Linked DNA regions of Homo sapiens: region 1 is linked to region 2. Evidence: chromatin contacts called from ENCODE Hi-C or POLR2A ChIA-PET data. All regions are on one chromosome and are shown on one strand. Each heading gives the region's core, a stretch centred on a gene start or an enhancer-like site at or near the end of the contact. The rest is flanking DNA. Distances are from core to core; before and after follow the strand shown.

The links. A loop is a pair of places that touch in the nucleus more often than their neighbours do. ChIA-PET counts read pairs that join two places held with the same protein, here RNA polymerase II (POLR2A). Pooled maps may share reads with other maps.
Region 1: a pooled map shows a loop between it and region 2 (4-fold over the local background). The contact joins two enhancer-like sites. A Hi-C loop is called at or near these places in 1 of 50 pooled maps. POLR2A ChIA-PET finds 5 or more read pairs at or near these places in 2 of 52 experiments (activated T-cell and naive thymus-derived CD8-positive, alpha-beta T cell).

Annotation. Positions count from the first base shown.
Region 1 is chr19:2,680,290-2,685,416 of GRCh38, forward strand. All of the region lies in intron 1 of GNG7 (G protein subunit gamma 7), which reads right to left. Among named protein-coding and RNA genes, the nearest start is that of GNG7, 20 kb to the right of the region's middle. Within about 2 kb of position 1,327, at least 5 of the 41 ENCODE cell types and tissues checked have a DNase peak (open chromatin) inside an H3K27ac peak, as active enhancers do.
Region 2 is chr19:1,926,395-1,931,456 of GRCh38, forward strand. No RefSeq gene overlaps it. Among named protein-coding and RNA genes, the nearest start is that of CSNK1G2, 12 kb to the right of the region's middle. RefSeq lists enhancers at 2,367-3,249, 3,348-3,437 and a silencer at 2,956-3,250. Within about 2 kb of position 3,102, at least 2 of the 41 ENCODE cell types and tissues checked have a DNase peak (open chromatin) inside an H3K27ac peak, as active enhancers do.

The sequences.
Region 1 (5,127 bases), core at 77-2,576, 750 kb after region 2:
CAGGCACCCGCCACCATGCCTGGCCAATTTTAGTATTTTTAGTAGAGATGTGGTTTCACCATCTTGGCCAGGCTGGTCTCAAACTCCTGACCTCAGGTGATCCACCCGCCTCGGTCTCCCAAAGTGCTGGGATTACAGGCATGAGCCACCTTGCCCAGCCACCTGTCTCTATTTTTTAAAAAATTAAAACATTTTAAAATTAAAAATTAAAAGCTCTGAAAAGTGACCACATAGACTAACAGTGGGTTTTTTAGTAAAATACACTTAACACAAAATTTACAATTTTTTTTTTTTTTTTTTTTTGAGATGGAGTTTCCCTCTTGTTGCCCAGGCTGGAATGCAATGGTGAGATCTCAGCCCACTGCAACCTCCGCCTCCTGGGTTCAAGAGATTCTCCTGCCTCAGCCTCCTAAGTAGCTAGGATTACAGGCATGCATCACCACGCCTGGCTAATTTTGTATTTTAGTAGAGGCGGGGTTTCTCCATGTTGGTCAGGCTGGTCTTGAACTCCCGACTTCATTCGTTTCTTTTTTGAGACAGGGTCTTGCTCTGTTGCTCAGGCTGGAGTGCGGTGGTGTGATCACAGCTCACTGCAACCTTCGTCTCCCGAGCTCGCATGAGGGTCCCCATGTCCTACCTCCCCGTGAGCCCTTGTGATTGTTTGTTGTTCTGGTTTTTTAATTCTAGCCATCTTACTGGGCGTGAAGTGGTATCTCACCATGGCTCTGATTTGCATTTCCCTGAGGACTGACGCGGAGCATGTTTTGAAGTGAAACCGACAGTTTTTGTTTCTTTGATCCTCCTGTGTAACCCTCCCAAGTAGCTGGGACTACAGGTGTGCCCCAGCAGGCCTGGCTAATTTTTATTTTTATTTTTTTTGTAGCAACCAACTTTTTTTATTTTATTGTTTTTGAGACGGAGTCTTGCTCTGTTGCCCAGGCTGGAATGCAGTGGCACGATCTCGGCTCACTGCAACCTCCACCTCCCAGGTTCAAGCGATTCTCCTGCCTCAGCCTCCCGAGTAGCTGGGACTACAGGCGCCCGCCACCACGCCCGGCTAATTTTTTGTCCTTTTAGTAGAGATGGGGTTTCACCATATTAGTCAGGATGGCTTCGATCTCCTGACCTCATGATCCGCCCGCCTCGGCCTCCCAAAGTGCTGGGATTGCAGGCGTGAGCAACCTCACCCAGCCGGTCTCCAACTCTTGGACTCAAGTGATCCTCCCACCTCGGCCTCCCAAAGCGCTGGGATCACTAGCATTAGCCACATCACCGGGCCAGATCCTTCTTGCGCAGTGTTTGTGTGGACATACGCTTTCACTTCCCTTAGGTGTACGTCTAGGAGTCAACTCACAGGGTCATATGGAAACACTGTATGTAACCACTTCAGGAACTGCCAGGCTGTTTCCAGAGCAGCTGTACCACATGATGTTCCCAGCAGCGACGCATGAGGATCCCCGTGTCTCTACCTCCCCGTGAGCCCTTGTGATTGTTTGTTGTTTTGGTTTTTTTAATTCTAGCCATCCTACTGGGTGTGAAGTGGTATCTCACCATGGCTTTGATTTGCATTTCCCTGAGGACTGATGCGGAGCATGTTTTCAAGTGAAACTGATAGTTTCTGTTTCTTTGTTTTTGTTTGAGATGGAGTCTTGCTCTGTTGCCCAGGCTGGAGTGCAGTGGCGCAATCTCAGCTCACTGCAACCTCCGCCTCCCAGGTTCAAGGGATTCTCCTGCCTCAGCCTCCCAAGTAGCTGGGATTACAGGCGCGCGCCACCACGCCCGGCTAATTTTGTATTTTTAGCAGAGACTGGGTTTCACTATGTTGGCCAGGCTGGTCTTGAACTCCTCACCTCAGGTGATCCACCCACCTTGGCCTCCCAAAGTGCTGTGATTACAGGCGTGAGCCACCGCGCCCGGCCTGAAGCTGATAGTTTTTAACATGAGGGGTCCTGGTATAATCAACTCCACAGCTAGAAGGAAGCCGGAGTTTTACCTGGAAAAATGTGCAAGGAAACGTGGCTGGTTCCATCACGGAGATGAAAGAGTTTGTGCAAAATGCAGACAGAGCCATCTCATAAAAGAGCTACAGGGCGAGCTGGGCACGGAGGCTCACACCTGTCATCCCAGCATTTCGGGAGGCCAAGGCGGGCGGATCACGAGGTCAGGAGTTCGAGACCAGCCTGGCCAACATAGCGAAACCCCGTCTCTACTAGAAATACAAAAATTGGCCAGGCGTGGTGGCACGCACCTGTAGTCCCAGCTACTCAGGAGGCTGAGGCAGGAGAATCACTTGAACCCGGGAGACGGAGGTTGCAGAGATCACACCACTGCACTCCAGCCTGGGCAACAGGGCGAGACTCCATCTCAAAAAAAAAAAAAAAAAAAAAAAAAGAAGAGCTACAGGGAGGCAGGGGTCATCCCTGCCCCTGCTCCCACCCCATCCGGTGAAGTCTCCCACTCCACGCCATGAGCCTTGGTTTCCTCATCTGAAGACAGAGCCTCAGAAGAGCTGCCAGGGGTTGCTCTGGGGGTAACTGCAATGCTGGGGTGAGGGGCAATCGGAAACCTGCAGCTGCAACTGTAGGAGTGAGGGAGGCATTCAAATAACAGTCTACTGCATTCTAGAAGATTCCATCCTGGGCTCACTGAATAAGGACTCCCGGCAGGACACGGTGGCTCACGCCTGTAATCCCAGCACTTTGGGAGTCCGAGGCGGGCAGATCACGAGGTCAGGAGATCGAGACCAGCCTGGCCAACGTGGTGAAACCCCATCTCTTTAAATTTTGTAAAAATACAAAAATTAGCTGGGCGTGCTGGCGCATGCCTGTAATCCCAGCTACTCGGGACGCTGAGGCACGAGAATCGCTTGAACCCGGGAGGCAGAGGTTGCAGTGAGCCGAGATTGTGCCACTGCACTCCAGCCTGGGCGACAGAGAAAGACTCCGTCTCAAAAAAAAAAAATAGAGATGGGTTCTCACTATGTTGCCCTAGGCCAGCCTGGGTGGGAGGCCAGGCTGGTCTCGAACTCCTGACCTCAGGTGATGTGCCTGCCTCGGCTCCCAAAATGCTGGGATTACAGGTGTGAGCCACCACTCCCGGCCAAGACCCGCATCTCTAATTTTTTTAAAAAGACTATTTTCCCCGGAATACCTGCTAGATACTCTCCACGCCTTCTGTGTGGTCTTCTTACCTGCTCTTGAGGTAGGAGCCTCTTCTACAGATAAAGCCAACAAACAAAAACGATGCTCAGGCCAAAGAAGAAGATGCAGGCTCTGATAAAGACTGGCAGTGGGGAGGCGGGTGGGAGCCCGGAAACTTCAAGGTGTCACTGAAGCACAAGGTGACATCAGACAGGGAGAAGAAACAGGGGAGCTGGAGCAGGCGGAGATGGTGAAAGCCTGAACCGAGGGCATTCCAGGTGAGGAGAAAAACAAGAGAGAGACCCTGGAGGAGGAGGGAGGGAAATTAACTGAGCTGTGAAAAACCTGCCTGGGGCTGACCGGCTCTTGCACAGGGACGGGCCAGCTCGGGCAGGGACGGGCTTGCTGCCGGGAGGTACCCGTGCAGAAACAAGAAAGGAGCTCCTGCAGGGGCTGGCTAGGGAGCTGGTGGACAGCATCGGCCAGAGGAGCTCAAATCCGCCCTCAGCCCCAGGGGGCCGAGCTGCAAAAGCGACGTCAAATGGACAAAAATCCCACCGGGCACAGAAGTGCGACCAGCAAGTCTATGGGTTTAAAAATAAATGATGGGGCCGGGCGCGGTGGCTCACGCCTGTAATCGCAGCACTTGGAGAGGCTGAAGCCAGGTGGCTCACTTGAGGTCAGGAGTTCGAGACCAGCCTGGCCATTTTTTTTTTTTTTTTTTTGAGATGGAGTCTCACTCTGTCGCCCAGGCTGGAGTGCAATGGTGCGATCTCGGCTCACTGCAAGCTCCTCCTCCTGGGTTCAAGCAATTCTCCTGCCTCAGCCTCGCGAGTAGCTGGGATTACAGGGGTCCGCCACCACGCCCGGATAATTTTTGTATTTTTAGTAGAGACGGGGTTTCACCATGTTGGCCAGGATGGTCTCGATCTCTTGACCTCGTGATCCGCCTGCCTCAGGCTCCCAAAGTGCTGGGATGACAGGCGTGAGCCACCGTGCCCGGCCCGCACCAGTGCTGTTGATGGAGGCCCCAAAGTGGTAGCGACACAAGTGACCCTGGACGGATGCACGGATCAACGTAGCGTGGTCCATACACACCCCGGAGTATGATTCAGCCTTCAACAGCAGGCAATCCTGACACAGGCCACGATGAGGATGCACTTTGAGGACCTCAGTCTCAGTGAGAGAAGCCAGGCACAGAAGGACACATCCTCCGTGATCCACTCCTAAGAGGTTCCCAGAGCCCTCAGATTCACAGAGACGGAAAGTAGGATGGGGGCCGGGCACAGTGGCTCATGCCTGTAATCCCAGCACTTTGGGAGGCCGAGGCGGGTGGATCACCTGAGGTCAGGAGTTCACGACCAGCCTGGCCAACATGGAAAAACCTCGTCTCTACTAAAAATACAAAAATTGGACGGGCGCAGTGGCTCACGCCTGTAATCCCAACACTCTGGGAGGCCGAGGCGGGTGGATCACCTGAGGTCAGGAGTTCAACACCAGCCTGGCCAACATGGAGAAACCTTGTCTCTACTAAAAATACAAAAATTAGACAGGCGTGGCGGCACACGCCTGTAATCCCAGCTACTCAGGAGGCTGACGCAGGAGAATCGCTTGAACCCAGGAGGCAGAGGTTGCAGTGAGCCAAGATCGCACGACTGCACTCCAGCCTGGGTGACAAGAGCGAGACTCTGTCTAAAAAAAAAAAAGAAAGAAAAAAGAAAATAAAGTAGGATGGGAGTGCCAGGGGCTGGGGAGGGGGCTGGGGAGTCTGTGCTTCATGAGGACACAGTTTCAGTTTGGGAAGATGAGAAAGTTCTGGAGGGGACAGTGGTTGGTTAAATGTACCCAAAAAATGGTTAAACGGGGAAATTTTATGTTACATGTAATTTACCACAATGAAAAATGAAGAGAAGGCTGGGTGCAGTGGGTCACACCTGTAATCTCAGCACTTTGGGAGGCCGAGGCTGAAGGATAGCTTGAGCCTAGG
Region 2 (5,062 bases), core at 1,852-4,351:
GTGTCACTGGCCCTACGTAAAAAGCAAACATCGGCCAGACGCAGTGGCTCACGCCTGTAATCCCAGCACGTTGGGAGGCCGAGGTGGGCGGATCATCTGAGGTCAGGGGTTCAAGACCAGTCTGGCCAACATAGTGAAACTCTGTCTCTACTGAAAACACAAAAAATTAGCTGGGCGTGGTGGCACACGCCTGTAATCCCAGCTACTCGGGAGGCTGAGGCAGGAGAATCGCTTGAACCTGGGAGGCAGAGGTTGCACTAAGCCAAGATTGCACCATTGCACTCCAGCCTGGGTGACAGAGTGAGACTCTGGAGAGAAAAAAAGGGGGGTTGTGGGGTGTGGTGGCTCACACCTGTAATACCAGCACTTTGGGAGGCCGAGGCAGGCAGATCACCCAAGGTCAGGAGTTCAAAACCAGCCTGGCCCACATGGTGAAACCCTGTCTCTACTAGAAATACAAAAATTAGCCAGGTGTGGTGGCAGGTGCCTGTAATCCCAGCTACTTGGGAGGCTGAGGCAGAAGAATCAGTTGAACCTGGGAGGCAGAGGTTGCTGTGAGCCAAGATAACGCCACTGCACTGCCACCTGGGTGACAGAGCAAGATTCTGTCTCAAAAAACAAACCCAGCCGGGCGCGGTGGCTCACGCCTGTAATCCCAGCACTTTGGGAGGCCGAGGCGGGCGGATCACGAGGTCAGGAGATCGAGACCATGCTGGCTAACACGGTGAAACCCCATCTCCACTAAAAATACAAAAAATTCTCCGGGCATGCTGGCGGGCGCCTGTATTCCCAGCTACTCGGGAGGCTGAGGCAGGAGAATGGCATCAACCTGGGCGGGGAGCTTGCAGTGAGCGGAGATCGCTCCATTGCACTCCAGTGTGGGCGACAGAGCGAGACTCTGTCTCAAAAAAAAAAAAAAAAACCAAAAAACAACAAAAGAATAAACTTACTACATGTTAATATTTTTTTTCAAATACTTTGTTTTTTGAGACCGAGTCTCACTCCGTCGCCCACACTGGAGTGCAATGGCGCGATCTCCGCTCACTGCAAGCTCCGCCTCCCGGGTTCACGCCATTCCCCTGCCTCAGCCTCCCGAGTAGCTGGGACTACAGGCGCCCGCCACCACGCCCGGCTAATTTTTTGTATTTTTAATAGAGACGGGGTTTCACTGTGTTAGCCAGGATGGTCTCGATCTCCTGACCTCGTGACCCACCCGCCTCGGCCTCCCAAAGTGCTGGGATTACAGGTGTGAGCCACGGTGCCCGGCCTCAAATACATTTTTTAAACAGGAGGATGGGTGGCATACTTTTTTAAATGTGTGCAAAACTCTTGAACATCTGGCTTCATAGAGGACAAGAGGGATGGCTCAGCAGCTCTGTCGCAAAAGGGTGTTTTACCACAACAAAGATTGAGGGCAAATGGTCTATCTAGGATGTGAGCCCAGGAAGTACCGAAGGGGTGTGGGGATGGGGAGTGGCCCATAGGGAGGCATGAACAGGGAGGTTACAGCTCCAGGCTGCTGGAGCTCAGTCCCTCTGAGGATCTGGCTCAGGTTGTCGTCCGGAGGTGAGGGAGCTGGGGTATTTATCCTCCAACTCCCCTGCAAATGGTATGGGGGCTGGGGAGGCTTAGCTCCGCCCTCAGGTAGAGAGTCATAGATGCTGGTCTGTGTGTGTTGTGCTTGTGTTGCGTGTGTATCGTATGTGTGTGTGTGTATGTGCATCTGTGTGTCTATGAGTGTCTGTGCTTTATTACAGATTGAATTAGGTCCTCCCCAATACCCATATGTTCACACCCTAAGCCCCAGGACCTCAGAATGTGACTTTGCTTGGAAATAAGGTCATTGAGGATGAAATTATATAGTTAAGATGACTTCATTCTGGAGTAGGGTGGGCACTGATCCAGTGTGACTGGTGTCCTTTACATAAAACAGGAAATTTGAGCTGGGCCCAGTGGCTCTCACCTGTAATCCCAGCAATTTGGGAGGCAGAGGCAGGAGGATTGCTTGAGCCCAGGAGTTCAAGACCAGCCTTGGCAACATAGTGAGACCCTATATCTACAAAAAAAATTAAAATTAGCCAGGTATGGTGGCATGCGCCTGTAGTCCCAGCTACTCAGGAGGCCGAGGTGGGAGGATTGCTTGAGACCAAGAGTTTGAAACCAGTCTGGGCAACATAGCAAGATCTCATTTCCACAAAAAATACAAAAAGTGTCAGGGCATGGTGGCACATGCGTGCATTCCCAGCTACTCAGGAGGCTGAGGTGGGAGGATTGCTTGAGTCCAGGAGATTGAGGCTGCAGTGAGCTGTTAACGGCGCCACTGCACTCCAGCCTGGGTGCCAGAGAGAGACCCTATCTCAAAAAAAAAAAAAAAAAAAAAAAGCCAGGTGCAGTGGCTCACGTCTGTAATCCCGGCACTTTGGCACACCGAGGCGGGTGGATTATCTGAGGTCAGGAGTTCAAGACCAGCCTGGCCAACATGGTGAAACTCCGTCTCTACTAAAAATACAAAAAATTAGCCAGGCGTGGTGATGCACACCTGTAATCCCAGCTACTTGGGAGGCTGAGGTGGGAGAATCGCTTGAACCGGGAGGTGTAGGTTGCAGTGAGCCAAGATCACACCACTGCACTTCAGCCTGGGTGACAGAGCAAGACAAAAAAAAAAGGGAAATTTGGGACACAGACACACACAGGACGAACACCATGGTGAAGCTTTCGCAAGCCAAGAACGCCGGTCACCGCCAAGAGAGGCCTGGGACAGAGTCCACTCGGGCTCAGAAGGATCCAGCGTCGCTCACACCTTCGTCTGGGACTCGCAGCCCCAGAACCGAGAGAGAATAAACAGGTGTTTGCGCCGCCGGGTCTGCGGTACCTGTCAAGGCAGCCCTAGCAAACCGATGCGTGTTTGCATGTGTGAATGCGTGTGTGCGTTTACATGTTCAGGAGTGACAGGTGCTGCAGGGTACTGACGGGGACCGCAGCCTCTGCTGTGCGTCCTAAATATCACGCCCCTCTTTCTGCAAACTGTCGCCCCAGTCACTGCCCCGTCTTCCCTTCGGAGGTCGACCCCGCCGCCCTCCGCTCGGCCGCCAGAGGGCGACCTCGGACTCCAGTCGGACGGGCTCTGCCCTGGCTCCCGGGCTTCAGGTTCTAATAGAAACTCTCGCAGGGGTGGGTCACGCCTGTAATCTCAGCCCTTTGGGAGGCTGAGGCAGGAGAATCTGCCGGGAGGCAGAGGTTGCAGTGAGCTGAGAGCGCACCATTGCACTCCAGCCTGGGCGACAAGAGTGAAACTCCTTCTCAAAAAAAAAAAAAAAAAAAGAAAAGAAAAGAAAAAAAATGGGGAGTGTCCGCCTCTGGACAAGGTGCAGCCGGCATGATGTGGCTCCTGAGTGGCCACGTCCCCTTCAGGGTCACAGGGGCGATCCAGGGAATGAGGAAAGGAAGACGGAACTGCAGGCATGGCGGGGGACCTGGCGGGCAGCTGGGGGCATCGTGTGCCCCCCCCCATGGCTACTGCCCCTGGTGGTGAGTCCCCGGGGTGGGCATCACTAAAAGAGTGACTGTGATGGCTTCATTGGGCTGGGCCCTCCAGGCTCCCCCTCCACCCCTGCCACTGAGCTCCACGCCCGGACCCAGGCCTGGGGGCACTGCAGGGACGGATCCTCAACCCTCTGGCTTCAGCTTCCATCCCAGCGGGGTCCAGCTGGGGACTTGCACCAGGGGGCAGGGGGCTGGGAGAGTGAGGGAGGAAGAGTGAGGGAGGGGAAGTGAGGCCGATTGTCGGTCCCTGGCCTCCTCCCTCTAGAGGACAGCCTGTCCATGGGGGTCCCTCTCTGCAGCCCATCCCCCACCTGTAAGGCGCCCACTGTTGCCAACCCCAGGGGCTGTGTCATTCCGCGTTGCTGCCCCTCACCCTGCCTACGCCTCCACAAACCCCACTGCTAAATCCTTCTTCCACATGAGGGAGCCATCGCCTTCCAACAGCAATTTAGGAGGGTGAATGTGATGTTTGGGATGTCTCACGATTTCCCAGCATGAACGCACAATCTCAAGCTGTGTGTGTGTGTGTGTGTGTGTGTGTGTGTGTGAGAGAGAGAGAGAGAGAGACAGACAGAGAGACTCACTCTGTCGCCCACACTGGAGTGCAGTGGCACAATCTCGGCTCACTGCAACCTCCACCTCCCAGGTTCAAGCGATCCTCTTGCCTCAGCCTCCCAAGTAGCTGGGATTACAGGTGCACGCCACCAACCACACCCAGCTAATTTTTATATTTTTAGTAGAAACTAGTTTTTGCCATGTTGGCCAGGTTGGTATCGAACTCCTGGCTTCAAGTGATCCACCCGCCTCAGCCTCCCAAAGTGCTGGGACTACAGGCGTGAGCCACCCAGTTGAGTCATTTTTTTCTTTTCTTTTTTTTTTTTTGAGACGGAGTTTTGTTCTTGTTGCCCAGGCTGGAGTGCAGTGGCGTGATCTCGGCTCACTACAACCACCACCTCCTGGGTTCAAGCAATTCTCCTGCCTCAGCCTCCAGAGTAGCTGGGACTACAGGCATGTGCCACCATGCCCAGCTAACTTTTGTATTTTTAGCAGAGACAGGGTTTCTGTTTCTCCTTGCTGGTCAGGCTGGTCTCAAACTCCCAACCTCAGGTGATTCACCCGCCTCAGCCTCCCAAAGTGCTGGGATTACAGGCATGAGCCACCATGCCTGGCCCCCCAGTTGAGTCATTTCCAGTCTTCTGAGCCCCAGAAACTTGATAAGATGTCTGTTGTTTTATTTATTAATTTTATTTTTGTTTTATTTATTTATTTATTTATTTATTTATTTGAGATGGAGTCTTGCTCTTTGCCCAGGCTGGAGTGTAGTGGTGCGATCTCGGTTCACTGCAACCTCTGCTTCCCAGGTTCAAGAGATTTCCCTGCCTCAGCCGCCCAAGTAGCCAGGACTACAGGCGCCCGCCACCACACCCAGCTAATTTTTGTGTATTTTTAGTAGAGATTGGGTTTCACCATATTGGCCAAGCTGGTCTCAAACCCCTGACCTCAGGTGATCTGCCTGCCT